Linked DNA regions of Homo sapiens: region 1 is linked to region 2. A link is a loop called in an ENCODE intact Hi-C map of the cell type or tissue named here. Cell type or tissue: K562. All regions are shown on one strand. Each heading gives the region's core, and the rest is flanking DNA. Links, peaks and the distances in the headings are about the cores only.

Region 1 (5,000 bases), core at 1-5,000, 74 kb after region 2:
CATGACTGTTATTGAACTCAGTCTTTATGCATTCAATGACCCATGAATGAATGAACAAATGAATGCATGAATATGCAGGCAGAATACAAGTCAGGGAGCCTCCACTTTTACAGTCAGTTGCTGGGTGACTTTGGACAAGTTACTTCCCTTCTCTGAGCTTGTTTCCCTGCCTATAATAAGAGTTGATTTTCATAGCTTCTAACTTCTCATCTGGCTGAAAATCCTTCTCAGTCTGAGAAAGGTAGAAGGCAAAGACCTGGCCAGAAAGGAACTTGAAACATAGAATTTCTTCACAGACCCTGTCTTGAATGCTCCCCTTCCTGTCCTCCCCAGTTCAATCAGCTTCTCCAAAATTGTTGGCTGGTAAGGCCTTGCCACCAGTTAGCTTCTCAGGCCGGTCTTGGCACTCTGGCTATGCTGGGGTGGTGTCACCTTTTTCTTCCTTCCCCAGGCCAGTCTGGGCAGTTTCAGCACTTCCGAAATAAACACTGGAGGAAACTCAATCAGAATATGACAAAGCCTAGGAGGGTTGGTCTCAGGAGGCCTATCCAGAGCCTCCTTGTCTCCACTACATGCTTGTAAGTAATATGTTGTAGACTTTATACAGAAACTGTATGACTTTCAGCAAGTCCCTGGCATCTTGTGGACTTCAGCCTCCCCATCTGTAAGACAAGGGTCTTTATCAAGACCTCGAAGGGCTCTAGTGAGGAGTCAGTGAAGTCATGTCAGGTCCAGTCCAGCTCTCAGAGTGCCCAATGTAGAGGAGACACATGGTGTTTTCTTCCCTCCTCTTGCCTCTTTGTGAACTGCCTGTTCAGAGCCTCCTCTGTTACAAGCTTCCTCACTTATCACAGATATAAAGCTGAGAAGAAAAGGGTGGAGATTTTCAGGTATTGCTAGGTCTAACCTGGAAAGGACTTGGGGACACCTGTTCATGCAGGCTCAAGCGGTGAATACCATTGTACACACACTAGTGATTCCAAAGGGCCTTCCACATGCCAGATGATTTCTATATGCTAGCTCTCTGACTCTGCACCACCTTGGGAGACTATCATTATTAGCTCCCCATCTTGCAGATGAGAAAATAGAGGCTTCAGAATGTTTAAAGCAAAACTAACCTGTCTCAGGCCTCAGTACCAGTCAGTGAGTTGGTGATGCAGGATTCCAAACCCCACTTCAAACACTTGAGAGCTTTTCAGCAAGTGAGAGTAAAAAGAAGGGGGAAAAAAAAGGTATTTTCTTCACAACCTGAAAAGGCTGACTGCTGCTTTGTCTTTTTAATCACCAATAACCTTTATCCTTATTATGTGCCTGGCACTGAGCTAAACTCAATGTGCATCATTATCTTACTCACTCTGCCCAGCAATGCTAAGAGGTAACTATTCTTACTATCCCCATTTTACATCTTAAAAGAAACTAAGATGCAAAGAGATGAATCAGTGGGCTGTCAGGTGGCCTGGCACTCCTCAGCACCATGCCCCAGGAGGACGGCAGAGCAGGAGTCAGGGTCCTCTCTTCACAGACGAAGAAACTGAGGCATGGAGAGAAGAATCACATCTTGATAAAATCAGAGCTCTGAGCCCAACTGCCAGATTCCCTGACTCCCCAAGCAGCTCCCCACCTTCTCCCCCAGGCGGCCTCCCAAGAAAACCTACCACCCACAGCATGAACACCATGGTGGCCAGTTTACATTTGGGGATTCTCAGCACCATGTGGCTAGGCTGTCCCATAAATGGCTTGGCCACCCACTCTGGGATTGTGTTAGCAAGCCAGGTCCATGATTAAGGGCCAGGATTCTCTCCTGTTTTTACTCGGGGCTAGAGATGGTGCTCCGGCACATGGGTTCTCCCTCTGGGTGAGCTGCTGAGGCTAACACCTCCATCTGTGAGTGTGAGTGGCTCAGGAATGCAGCTCAGGCAACTATACCACAAGGCCCTGGCTGCAGATCCTGTCCAGAGCTGAGAGACATGCAGGGGCTGGATTCTGACTCAGACTCCACAGGGAGGTAACTAGCAGAGCATGGTGGGGGTGCCGGTTGGAGAGGGACAACAGTCATGTTGTGCTGATGGTCAGAGAGCTTTGACTGTGTCTCCTGCTGGCTGTGGGGGGCCACATCACTGGCAGGTCACTTCACCTGGTTGAGTCTTAGGGTCTTGACAGTGCTGATGGAAAGATTTCATGAGTACCAAGTAGATAAAGGCATGATGCCAAGGACGAGGATTCCCCTGTAAGTTTCTTAAAGGTAGGATGGATACAGTACCTGGCATAAAACGTGGAACAGTTAATGTATACGAAGCTTGTTTAAATGAAGATAAAGTGGTCATGTGGATAAATGGAGGATAAAGTGGAAAAAATATGGGTAAATTAGAGGAAAGCACTGGCCTAGAGGAGAAAAAGACACGTTTGAGTCTTTGCCCTGTTGCTGACTTTCGTGTATGCTATCCGGCAAGTTACTTCCCTTTTCTGGGCTTCAGTTTCTCTATCTGTAAAAAGGAGGTACTAACAGTCCTACCACACAGAAGTATGTTGGGTAAAGTATGAAATGCAAGTAAAGCATTAGAATAATGCATGGCATAAAATATGGGCTCAATAAATGATGATGCTAGTGGTGATGGTGGTGATGGTTTTGACAGTGAGGTAATGATGATGATGGTGGTGGTAATAACATTGATAATGATGCTGATAAGTTTTTGGGATAGAAGGGCTGGATTCCATCATAGGACCAAGCTAAAATGAGTGCCTACTTCATCCATAAGGAAAAAGTCAGGGCTACATTCCAAAGCGGGGGGCAGGGGGAGGCAGAGGGTTTAATAACATTCCAGAAGCCAGTAATTTTTGAACATGGAAGAGTTAGTCTAGTGTGCTTAGCCATCTGCTTGTTGTCTCTTACTAATCCTCCAAGTTAAGCATATCTACTCTCTCTTCCAAAAGGCCTTCTGGGATTCCCTACACTGGCTCAGTGCTTCAAATCCTCCTGAATACCCCCCACTGGCCTCTGGATAAAGTTCAATCTCCCTGGCTTGGGTGATAAAAGCCTTGCTTATCCATCTAGGCTTATCTTTTATCCCTTTTCCCCTTGCACCATGCTCTGGGCATACTCAGGGAATTATAATTTCCTTAACACTTTCCCTGGTGTCTGGGCCTTTGCACAGACTGTTCCTCTCGCCAAAGATACCCTTTTCCCTCCCACCCCTATCTCTGGTCCTTCCTTACTCCTTTCATCTGGGAAATACCTTCTGGACCTTTCATTTATTGCCTTTGGTGTTGCCTTCTCTGGGAAACTTCGCTGACCTCCTGACTTGCTGTGTCTCCATGAGTACTTGCTATACTCTAAATGTCTGGCTACTCATCCATAAGACATGAATTCATTCAGCTGGGACCAAGTTCTTGCTCATGGCCTAGTACAGTATCTGTCACACAGCAGGTAATACCCTAAATTCACTCATGCAAAAAGTATTTATTTGTGGGTGTTGAGTACCTACTATTGGACAGGAAACAATGAGGTACACTGGAAATTTGAATATATCAATAAACAAACAAGAAGCACATTCTTATCCTCATTAATTCTGCATTCTAGCATCAAGAGGAGTAGGGGTCATCTGATCATAAATAATAAATATATTTTATAGTGTGTGCCAGGGTGATAAGTATTAGGGAAGAAAGAAAGAAAAAAAAAAACAGAAGGCAAAGCAAATGAGTGTGGGAGTGCCAGGGGTGATGTGGGTTGGGTGGTCAGGGTTGGAGTCATTGAGAACATGGCACTTGGGCAAAGACTTGAAAGAGGTGAAGGAGTGAGTCATGAGGATGAATAGAAGAGGGTTCTTAGCCAAAGAAATTGCCAGTGACACAGTGACAAAGGCTGTAAAGTAGAAGGATGCCTGAGCTGAACTAAGGATAGCAAGGGGTCCAGAATGCCAGAGGTGAATAAGAAAAGGCATAGACAGTGGAAAGGGGGCAAAGTCAGAGAAGCAATGTGGGTGGGCAAAGCACCCACATTTTCCCAAGAGCTTTGTAGGCATTGGGAAAACTTTGGTTTTTCATTCCAAGTAAAATGGGAAGGAACTGTATGTCTTTGCATTGAGGTGTGATATGATCTGACTGGATTTAAAAGGACTATTCTGCGAGGTCAGGAGTTCAAGACCAGCCTGAGCAATATGGTGAAACCCCGTCTCTACTAAAAATACAAAAATTAGCCAGGTGTGGTGGTGTGTGCCTGTAATCCCAGCTACTCTGGAGGCTGAGGCAGGAGAATTGCTTGAACCTGGGAGGCGGAGGTTGCAGTGAGCCAAGATTATGCCACTGCACTCCAGCCTGGGTGACAAGAGTGAGACTCTGTTTCCAAAAAAAAAAAAAAAAAAAGGATTATTCTGGCTGCTAGGTCAAGAAGAGACACTGATGTACATCCCCAAGTCAGCTACCCAACATCCAGCCCTTTGTCAATGTAGGTTATCACCCACTCTGCTAAGAAGGTTGCTCTCCATGTAATGATGTTGATTATTTTTCCATATCTTATAGAATCACTAGCCTTCTTAGACCAATGACCAATGTGCTACATGTTGGGTATAATGTCTTTTCTTAAGAAACCATGTTCTCATTTAGGTAGGGTTTAAGATTTAGTAAATCTGTCATTTAGCAAATATTGCAGCCAGCCCTACACATAGTTGCATGAATTGGGTGCACCATCCTGTGCTGAGATGTGTTTCTGGGATTAACCTCTTCTTATTCTCTGTAGGTCTCAGTCTTAACTAGCCTTCAACTTCCTGCTCAATGACCAACTCATCCAGGAAGCCATGTGAAGAGTCCTTAGGCACATTTTTAGAAAGCCTTGTTATGTTGAGTTATTAGACAGGAATCTAATTCAAATATCAAAACATAAAAACCCAAAGTGAGTCTGGCCTACCCAAGGTCACAGAGTTAATAAGTCACAGAACCAGGACTATACCCCAACTCCCCAGACATCTATAAGAATCACTCTCTTAGCAGCCATCTGAAACATGACC
Region 2 (11,447 bases), core at 2,484-7,483:
ATTTTTAGTAGAGGCGGGTTTTGCCATGTTGGTCAGGCTGGTCTCGAACTCCTGACCTCAGGTGATCCTGCCACCTCGGCCTCCTAAAGTGCTGTGATTACAGACGTGAGCCACCGTGCCCAGCCTCAGCCTAAATCTACATCCTCAGAATGGCATCCCCAGAACCCATAATCTAAATTATGTACCTCACCTCCTTTCTTTATTGCAATTATCAAACATTACAATACAGATTTATGTGTGTATTAACGTTCCCTGTTAGACTTGACAGTTTATGGGGTATAGTGTTTGTTTTATCTGTGTACACTCAATTGCACAAACACAGAGACACTCAATAAGTATGTATTGTATACATAAGTGAATATATGCAATATCACATTTTAGCATAGCTAGAATTATTAGGCAGATACTTTTCCCCTCTCACTTTAGAGATGAAGAAATGAAGGCTCATGAAGGTTCAATAAATTGGCCAAAGTCACTGAGGGAATAAGTGGCAGAACTAGCATTTGAAAGCAGGTCTTTTCTGACCGACCTCAGAGCTCAGGCTCTGACCCGCTGAACTATATTCCCTCCTGCTGAGCTTTATAAGGGGCACAGGGGAATGAGGCAGGGTTTGCCCTAAAAAGTTCTCTATTCTGCTGGGAGGAGCCAGTTGTATACATAAACCACTATACCACAAGCCAATTGAAATTGGTGAACTGGTTCTATGACGTCATATAGATCATGGACTATGGAAAAAAAAAACCACTTGAGAGAGCAAGGAAGTTTTTAGCAGCCAGGATGACTTCCTTCTGCCTTTATTTATCCAACACACATTTATTCTCTAAGGGTATGTTTAAATGTGACACCCTCCCTATTAACATTTAACGTTTGTTTATTCTATTAGTTTTTGAGTACCTTTTTCTCTGTACAACTCAGCACTACATTCTTGGAACCCAGAGATGAACGAGACATTGTCTCTGCTTCCATGGAACTCACGATGAAATGTGGTCAATGATATGAGAGTTCAGACGAGAGAATGCCTTTCAGCCCAGTGAAAGCTGCCTAGAAAGGATGACATTTTATTTAAGTTTTAAAGAATGATCAGAATTACTAAGATGCAGATACCAAGAAAAGGAAACATGATTTTCCAAGAAGAGGAGGTCATATGTGCAAAGTTACTGAGAAGCAAGGCAACATGGCACATTTGCAACCCCTACTCAAGTTATTATGGTGCAAAGGAACAAATTCGGATGATGAAAGAAGTTGGTAGAGCTCAAATCATAAGGGACTATTTTGCCAACCTAAGGAGTGTGGACTTTATCTTGAAAGTAAAGAGAGCTATTAAGGGTCATGAGCCGGCTGCTCAGTTGACATTGTCAGATTTGCTCTTTAGGAAGATCACTCTGGCTAATACACTAGCAACAGATTAGAGGTGTGACAAAACTATAGGAAGTAATTTGGGAAGCTGTTCCCAAAGCCTGGATGAGAGCCAGTGAGGGCTAGTGTAGGCAAGAGTTGGAAGAAAGAAGGGAGATTAAAATCTTCAGTGTCAGATTAACAGAGGGTGAGAGATGAGCCACAGACAATTCCTCTGTGTACATGAGCATCCTTCCTGATGCTGGTTGGTAAGAACTCTACTCCAATTCCTTGCCTCTTAGGTGGGCCCAAGGTAGAGTAGTACTGGTGACAACCAGGAAACTTTCTCCTAACACGTCCTATGTACTATAACTGTCCTGTGGAGGATAAACAATAAGTAAGCCTATTTGAGTTGGCAAAAGTCCCCATTTCTTCCTTACTAATTTTTATAGGTAATTAGCTCTCATCTCTTTCTGAAAAAGGAAAGAAAGCCTTTGGGAGTGCCACTAGTATATGAGAGGCTAGCAGGGTTGAAAGAAGAATGAGTTGTGGTTTCTTTCCCCAGAAACCTCACATTCCAGTGGGGATAACAGCAAGTAAAGTATTGATAATGATAGTGTCATTCACGGCTTCATGTCCTCAGTACTGACACTCAGAGGAATGAGAAGCTAGTCCTTTCTGAACAGGTATGGGTCTTTCCCAGAGCCTGGAAATTTGGTTCTGCACCAGGTAGAAAGAGACCTAGCCAACGTTGTGTGGCCAGGCAGTGACAGAGGTTTTGTTTGCTCATCACTAGGCTGAGCTGCAGAGCCAATCGTAGGAGCAAACTTCATTCTGGGAAAAGAGTTCACTACAGTCCTGCTAATGATAACAACTACCTACCCTACCATTTCTTGAATATTTAGAAATGTGCCAGATATTAAGTTTAATGTGTGATTTAAAAACATTATCTTGTTTAATCATCACAACAACTTTATAAAGGATATTTACATGAGTTTAGACTCTTGGAGGCAACGGACAGAAACTCAAATGAAAGTTGTTAAGGAAAATAGAATGTATCTGCTTATATAACTGGGAAGTCTAACAGTGTGCTGACTTCAGCCCCAGCTGAATCCAGGAGTTCAAATGACGTCGTAAGATTCTGTCTCGGCCGGGTGCAGTGGCTTACGCCTGTAATCCGAGCACTTTGGGAGGCTGAGGCAGGCGGATCACGAGGTCAAGAGATTGAGACCATCCTGGCCAACATGGTGAAACCTTGTCTCTATTAAAAATACAAAAATTAGCTGGAAGTGGTGGCGTGCGCCTGTAGTCCCAGCTACTTGGGAGGCTGAAGCAGGAGAATTGCTTGAACCCGGGAGGGGGAGGTTGCAGTGAGCCAAGATCGCACCACTGCACTCCAGCCTGGTGACAGAGCGAGACTCTGTCTCAAAAGAAGAAAAAAAAGGACTCTCTCTCTCTCTATCTCTTTCCTCAAGTTTGCTGTGTGCTGGCTGCATTCTAAAGTGAGTTTTCCTTATGAGGGGTATGAAGATGGAACCTAGCAACTGTAGACTTTGATAGTCCTTCATGCTTTTAATCTCAGAAAGAAAGAAACACACCAAACCCCTTTTCCAGCACCCCTATCAATCCTCAAGAAGGGACTCTTGCTGCCTTGCTTGGCTGATGTCACCACTCCTCTGGTGAGAGGCAGGAACATGAGAGGAACAGTCCCACCCAAACCACATTGAGAACTGCAGAAATAGTTCGTCAGTGGCTATAGGTACCATGCTTCCAAAAGAAGGCGTAACAATGTCTGGGTAAGGAAAACAAACAAAACTGATAGCAAAAAATGTTATTCTCAGAGTCTTATTATCCCCATTCTACAGATGAGAAAACAGAAGCCCCACAAATCATGGGTTATGGAGAAAAAAAAGCTTGGGAGAACAAGGAAGTTTTTAGCACCAGGCATGACCTCCTCCTGCCTTTATTTACCTAACACATATTTATTCTCTAAGGGTATGCTCAAATGTGACATCCTCCCTATTAACACTGGGCAGAAGCACAAAGCCGGGTCCATATCTAGGTCATTCTGATGCCAAAACTCTGGACCTGAACTTCTGCCCTGCATTGCCTCATCTTACACTGGATGTTCTGTCTGAGGAAGGTGTGGGAAGGTAGAAAACCCTACTTGGAGGCAGCAACCAAATTTATGAAAAGAGAATAGGTGAGGAAGGTCACAGAGAGAATGGGCTGGTAGGAATTGTGAAGCAGGCTGCTGTAAGGAACTGCCTAGAAGTTCCAGCCTCATATCTAGCCTTTGAGAAACGTTTGCTGAGCCAATGACGTCAAGACTCATTGTTGCAGAGCAGAGATAAGAGAAGGTGGCTGGACTGGCCAAGAAGCTAGAGATCTGAAGTGCCTTAATGCTGTCTTAGTCCTTGGACCAATGCAAACCTCACAGAGATTTTTCTGCAAGAGGGGGAACAGTTTTGTCTTCAAAGTCAAGGTGAATGCAGCATAAGGAGCCCTGGACCAGCAGTTGATTAAGTACCAGCTCTATCACTCTTCCACTATGCGTCCTTGATTCAAAAGCCCGCTTCCCACCCTCCCCGCAAACAGCAAGTTCACTGAATGTAAAATGTGGGCAATAAACCCTGCTTTGTCTTGCTTTCAAGGTTATTTGTGCAATACGCTTTGCAAAGTATAAATTGATAGGTGTCAGGGATGTGTTCATTTGTTTTAATCATGAATACTGAAATAAAATAAAGTATGGAGAAAGTACAATAAGCCACCACGTGTCATTATTCAGGATTACTGCATGTCAGTACTGTCACATTTGCTTCAGAGCTCTTTATTTTCTCCTAAAGGAAATTAAAGACACACTTGAAGACTACTCATCAAGTAGCCTTCTCAGCCCCATTCTGCCCCTCCCATCTCGCCTAAAACACAGCCACTCTCCTGAATCTGCATTAGTCTAATCCGCAGAGCAAAGTGGGTTTGTGTTTGTTTGCTTGCTTACTTTTAAATTTGCGCCATGATCCTTAGTTTCATATGTAAGCAAATGGAAACTGCAGCTGCTTCCAGCTGACAACTTGCAGCTTGTATTGTTATTATTTATTATTAATAGTAATTTAATTTCTGTATAACGATATGTTCAAAACCAAGTCACAAAAAGTACCACTGGATGTTATCTCTCTCCTGGGAACTCTTCCCCCCTTTTATGTCAATCAATACCTGTAAGAAAATAAATATTTTAATAATGTGTTCTTCTAATCTTGTGCTTACGCAAAGCCTTACGTCTCTGAGAGCTTGTCCAGCCGTGGCGAGGTCTTATCAGGGCCGGATGCCCCAACCGTACCCAGCCAGCCAGTTGCTCCCATTCTGGTAACTCAAGGTTTCTAAGGCTGATGTGTCCAGTCGACCAGAAAGGCTTATCTTCATGGGGCAAAGGGAGCCGGTTGGTGGCTGGGGCTCTGAGATATTAGACAAAGGCTGCACAGGGTCGCCTGAGTTCAAAGCAACAATCAAACCTGCTGGCTGTAGTGAAAAGGGACAGCATGATAGAGAGTATGCAGCCTTCGTGGTGGAGGCAGACAGACTTGGATTTTAAACTTGTGCTCTGCCACATCTCAGGCAGGTGTGCTAAGGGTATGCTCAAATGTGACATCCTCCCTATTAACATTAGGCAGAAGCACAGAGCCGGGTCCATATCTAGGTCATTCCCTCCATAACGACTACAGGGAAAGACCTGCAGTGACCTGCTCTGAGCCTCTTCATATAGTCTGCAACAGTTGGGTTGAAGAGGCACCTTCTTTGCAAGTTTCTTAGGAAAATAGACATCAGGCATATCGCACCCATTGTGCCTCACACTTACTTATCAGTGAGTGGTTGATGGGAAGAAATGGTAAGTTGATCCCTATAGGCAAGTAGAGACCCCAGCAGTGTGTCCCAGAGAGCAAGCTTCAAAGCAGTAAGAGATGGGAAACAAACAAAAAACAGAAACAAAATTGCCCAGTACAAAGGCTCTCTGGAGACTCAACTGGCACACAGAACTCAATATGTTAGTCATGCAGTTTCTCATATTCTACCCCCACTCCCATATATGCAACATGCACACAGCTACATGAATACTCAATACTCAGGGATATGCTTCAGCACAAACATCCATACATGAATGGACCACATAACTGCTCTCAAGGAAGATAATTATAACCAACATATTGAATGCTGTGGGCCAGTCACTCTGCTAAGCCTTTACTAGTATTTTACAATGATTCCAGGACACTAGTAACATCAATATCTATGCATTACCATTGATGGAAGTGAGTCCTAGAGAGATGATGCTATTGTGTTCAAATCACAATTAGTGAATAGCAAACAAATAATCCTCACAAAAATCTATATGACTTAGAAAACCAAGTGCATAACTCTGTGCTGCATTGCCACTTCACATACATGGGTGCCACACTTACCCATCCTCCCATATTATTACCAGGCTTAGGGATACACAGCCTCAGACATACAGATATATATATATATTTGTTTATATAGCTATACATTATGACATTTGTCATAATGTCCACACACTGACAAATATACATTCAACCATTAATTTGTTTACTTATTCAACATATCTTTAATACTCCTCTGCTATGTGTCAGATTCTGGCTATATAGAGACAGAAATGGCTGAGAATGGTGGCTGGCACCTTTAATCTCAGCACTTTGGGAGGCCGAGGTGGGAAGATCACTTGAGACTAGGAGTTCAAGGCCAGCCTGGACAACATAATGAAACCCTGTCTCTCTCAAAAAAAAAAAAAAAAAAACACAAAACTCTGTTCATGGTGGCATGCACCTGTGATCCCAGCTACTCAAGGGTTGAGGTAGCAGGATTGCAAGACCCTGAGGCCCTGTCTCAAGAAAACAAACAGACAGATAACATGCAGCCCTGGCCTTTCAGGAGCTCACAGCGTAGTGGAGAAGATAGAGTAGGAAACACAATGTAACTATAATGAAGTTATTTGCAAGACACTAAGAAAAGCACAGGAGAGGGAGCTGTCTTCTTTTCCATACTAAAACTATACCCCTTACATTAGTTTAATTCAACTGTCAGAGAAGGCTTCCCAGAGGGAGGGACATGTGAAGGAATGGAAGTGCCCCAGAGAGGTGACAGGCATTATAGGCAGAGAGAACATTCAGCAGGGACACAGCAAAAGCCCATAGGCTGAGGGACAATGGCATGCTTGAGAAACAATATGTTGTTTGGTATTGCTGAAGCATATAATGAAGGCTGAGAAGTTGAGAGGAGGATGGCAGGAGTTAGGAGATAAAGTCCTGATGTCAAATCCCTTTGTGAACCAGCTTAGGGAGAATAGTTTTTATGTTATGGATGGTGGGGAGAGATCGAAGAGCTTTGAGGTAGGACAGCACTGGATAACCATTTCAGAAAAAGACCCTTGGAGAAGTGTGATGAACAGATTAGGGTGGTGTGGGATGTAAGGGAGAAGCCTGAGAGACTGGTTGGGAGATGGTTCTAATTGGCCGGGTGAGAAATGGTTGCAGCCTGAACTAGAGCAGTTGCAATGGAGAAAAAGGCGGGTACATTTGAGAAATTGTTGAAGTATAGACTTAATAGAACTTGGAAACTGATTGAATATGGGAGTGAGACAGAGGGAAGGGTTGGGGATGATACCCAGGGCATGACTGAGTGACTAAATGGATGCTGCTGCCATTCACCATGATGGGGAGGATGACAGGAAGAACAGTTTTGGGGGATGTGAGGAGTGTGAAGGCAGGAGATTAAGATGTCTTTGGACATCCAAAGGAGATATCCAGTGACTAGCAGGTAATATTAGTTAGAAATTTACTTCAGATTGCCATATGCAAATTGTATATATGGGCAGACACACACACACACACACACACACACACACACACACACACACATGCTCACCCAACACTTACCCTTAAAGAGCAATCCTAGGAGGATAAGAAGGCCTGTTGAGGTAAAAAGCTAGAACTTCCCTTAACCCAAGGAAAAGAATATTATCCCATCGTTCCTATATTATCACCAAACCTACTGACCTCTTTGAGCTTATCGGCTTGAAGAGTCAGGGAGTCAACAGTGAGTTTAGAGTAAAGCATTGAACTTTCATTTCAGACATTCTTTATTCCACAGTATAATCCTGGTGATTTTTCTACACCTGCCCCTTGTAAGGCAAGAAATTCTCCTTTCTCTGTACTTTTCAAGAAGAATACAGGATTATTATTGCATGGCATGGATTAAGACAGGGATTCCCAAAGAATTGAGATGTAGCATGGCAGAAGGTTAAGAGCCCTGGCTCTGAAGCCAAGCTGTTTGGGTTTGAATCATTGCTCTGTATATCCTAGCCAGGACATACTGGGCAAGTTGCTGAAGCTCACTGTGCTCCCATTTCTTCCTGTGTAAAAGGAAGACAATGATAAAACCTACTTCATGGGATTGTGGTGAAGTTAGATAGCCTCCTAGCACATTATATGTGCTTCATCAGTTCAAAGGTTTTACATATGAGGACATTTTAAAAATGTCCCATGGGGGCTCAAATTGTAGCAGAAAGAGAGTGGTCTTTAGAATCAGGCTTGGGTTTAAACCCTGGCTTGCCAATTACCGGTTGGATGAGCTTGGGCAAATCATGCCAAACCAGAGCTTTAGTTTCTTCAATTATAAAATGGTGATAATAACCATTATTTAACAGGCCAACATGAGGATCAGAGGCAATTCATTTAAAGCTCCTTGCAAGATGCCTGACCTAAAATATGTGCAAAATACATGGTTGTGTGATCAATAGTTCTAGAATGGGTTTCTCACTGTTGTCGTCCATCTGTGAATGAGGCATGCGTAAGTCAGGATAGGCTAAGCTATGCTGAGTTAACACAAAAACTTTAGTGCATAACATAACAAAGCATTAATCGTCACTCACTGGACATACCTACTACAGGTTGGCAGGAAGCTCTATTCCAACAGTCACTCAGGGATCCACACTGATGGAGGCCCTCTATTGAATCATGAATATACCTTCTGGAATACATTGGCCTATGAGATGGGAAGAGAAGGCTGGAGAAGGCATACGAAATCTTAACCCACAGTTCACTGGATGGAAAAAAATCACATGGTCCCAGATGAAGAGGGAAGAAATAATATTCTAGGAGTGAGATGCCATGGATAGCTTTTATGTAGGAGAGACCACAATCTAGGTGCACAGATTTTTATATGTGTGTGTGCATGTGTGTACATATAAACAAGTATACACCTATATATGTGTACATATATATATGCGTATACATGTATATAAATATGTGTATTTTACACACACATATATTCAAAGAACAGTTTTTGAGGTCCTACTATGTGGTCTGGCACAATTTTTGGCACTGGGGATATATTAGTGAATAAAACAGACTAAATCCTGTTCTCATGAATTTTGTATTCAAGTGGGAGTGGAAAATAAAATCAATAAATATAATAAATAAGTAAATTATATAATATATTAGAAGATTATAAATCTTGTGAAGGAAAAATAAAGCTGGGTAAATTGTATTTGAAATGTACCATTTGGGGTATGGTCAAAATTTAAAAAGGGAACTTCATGGAAAAGGAGGTGAGGGAAGGAACTGGGGAGAAATTATTCCAGGCAGAGAGAGGAGGATGTGCACATTATTGGGAACATGCCAGAGGTTCAAGGTGAATTCCCCCACTAGATTGAATACAATTATTTCTGTTTAGCCAAAAAATAGGAAATGCTGATGAGGATCATTAAGAATGGTTGTTCTATAATAACTATGTATTGTGCTGTTACCATTTGTTAAGAAATGGGCTAAGGGCATCTTATCTACGCTACAGAATCCTCCTAACAGCCCAGTGTGGCAGATGGAACTCTGTTTATTTTACTGACAAAGAAACTAAGGCTGGAGGAGACCAAGTACTCACCCAGTGTCACAAGCCTGCAAGCAGCAGAGACCATCTTTAAACAAAGAACTTTCCCCGCTTATACATCCATGACCCTAAACTCTGCACCATATAGTTCCTTTGCAATCCTCGGATCCTACATTTACAAATTTTAAAAAGCCATAGCTATTCACTTAAGATTTCACTGAAGGTTCCATATTTCCTCTATAAGTAACACTTTCTACTTAAATGAGGAAATACGCGCAAAGGGTTGGGGTGGGAGATGTTGCTCAAACTCAAAAATAAAAAAGCTAAAGATAAAGGAGAACCATGCCATCATTAACGAGGCAGGATCCTCCTGACTCCACTGGTTTTGGTTTTTCTGTTTGTTTGACATATAATTCACATACCATGAAATTCACCTTTTTAAGGCTACAATTCAGTGGATTTTATGTTATAGATATTAACAAAGTTGCACAACCATCACAAGTAATTCCAGAACATTTTCATCACCCGAAAAAGAAACTCTGTAACCCATTAACAGTCATTTCCATTGCCCCTTCCTCCCAACCCCTGGCAACCACTAATCTACTTTTTATCTCTAGGAATTTGCCTATTGTGGACATTTCATATAAGTGGAATCATGCAATATATGTCCTTTGTGTCTGGATTCTTTCACTTAGCATGTTTTCAAGGCTCAGTGAATATTGTAGCTTGAATAAGGACTTCATTCCTTTTTATGGCAAGTAATATTCAGTTATTTAGATATACCACCTTTCGTTTATTCATTCATCAGTTGATGGATATTGGGTCATTTTTCACTTTTTGGCTGTTGTGAATAATGTTGCTATGAAAATTTTTATGCAAGTCTTTCTGTGGAGATACGTTTTCAGTTCTCTTGGTTAGATAGCTTGGAATGGAATTGCTGGGTCATATGATAACTCTGTGTGTAACTTTGAGAGGAACTACCAAACTGTTTTCCAATATGGCTGCACCGTTCTGCATTTCCACCACCAATATATGAGGATTTCAATTTCTCCATATCCTTGCTAACACTTGCTATTTTGTGTCTTTTTGACTATCGCTATTTTAGTGGGTATGAAGTGGTGTCTCATTGTGGTTTTTATTTGCATTCTCCTAATAACATGATGTCAAGCATATTTTCATGTGCTTATTAGCCATTTGAATGTCTTTTTTTTAGAGAAATGTCTAAATCTTTTGTCCATTTTTAAATTGTGCTTCGTAAATTGTTCAGTTGTAATGCTACTTTATATATTCTAGACATGACACCTTTATGAGATATGAAATCTGTAAACATTTTATCTAATTTTATGAGTTGTCTTTTGACTTTTTTGATAGTGTTCTTTGAGGCACAAAAGTTTTAAATTTTGATAAAGTCCAATTTATGTATGTTTTTTGTTTGCTTATGCTTTTAATGTAATATCCAAGAAAACTACTGCCTAATCCAAGGTCTTAAAGATTTTCTCTTATGTCTTCTTCTTACAGTTTTATAGTTTTAGCCTTTACATTTAGGTCTTTAATGACCTATTTTAATTTTTATACATGGTGTGATATAGGGGTCCCACTTTATTCACTTGACGAGGCTACCCAAGTGTTCCATTTGATAAAGAGTCTTTTGTTACAGAGAGTATTCTGTCCCCACTGTATTTTCTTGGCACCCTCCTTGAAAAACAATTGACCATAAATGTATGAGTTTATTTCTGGGCTGTCAATTTTATTTCATTGATCTACATCTGTCCTCATACTGGTGTCTCACAGTCTTGATTACCATAGCTCTGTAATAAATTTTGAAATCAGAATGTATAAGTACTCCAGCTTTTTTTTCTTTTTAAATATTGTTTTGGCTATTCTGGATGCCTTTCATTTCCATGTGAATTTTAGGAGCAGCTTGTCAATTTCTGTAAAACAAATCATCGGATATTTTAATAGAGATTTTGAATCTACAGATAAATTTGGGAATATTTCCAGTTTAACAGTGTTAAGCCTTCCAGTCCATGAATACAGGATGTCTTCACATTTACACAGGCCTTCTTTAATTTCTTTGAATGATATTCTGTAGTTTTTAGTGTTCAAGTCTTATGCTTCTTTTGTTAAATTTATTCCTAAGTGTTTTTTTTAATTCTGTAAATACAGTTTTTAATACTGCACAAAGGAATGGTTTTCAAATTTTATTTTCTGATTGTTCATTG

Evidence for each region. Hi-C counts contacts between places; a loop is a spot of excess contacts. Peaks named below come from ENCODE experiments on the same cell type or tissue, not always from the same donor. Only the 100,000 strongest peaks of a DNase experiment are listed, where the experiment ranks them.
Region 1: it touches region 2 in a loop (3-fold over the local background); 3 of 110 quality-filtered maps call a loop at or near these places.

The regions. Positions count from the first base shown.
Region 1 is chr9:116,388,489-116,393,488 of GRCh38, reverse strand. The region is part of intron 21 of PAPPA (pappalysin 1); the gene reads right to left. Among named protein-coding and RNA genes, the nearest start is that of PAPPA-AS1, 9.6 kb to the left of the region's middle. RefSeq lists a silencer at 2,401-2,500. In K562, for the core only: no CTCF peak of the experiment used is centred there; no DNase peak of the experiment used is centred there.
Region 2 is chr9:116,458,601-116,470,047 of GRCh38, reverse strand. The region is part of intron 20 of ASTN2 (astrotactin 2); the gene reads left to right. Among named protein-coding and RNA genes, the nearest start is that of ASTN2-AS1, 40 kb to the left of the region's middle. RefSeq lists a cis regulatory region at 4,745-4,762 and an enhancer at 4,682-4,826. In K562, for the core only: no CTCF peak of the experiment used is centred there; DNase peaks (open chromatin) are centred at 3,677, 4,246 and 4,737; H3K4me3 peaks cover 157 bases.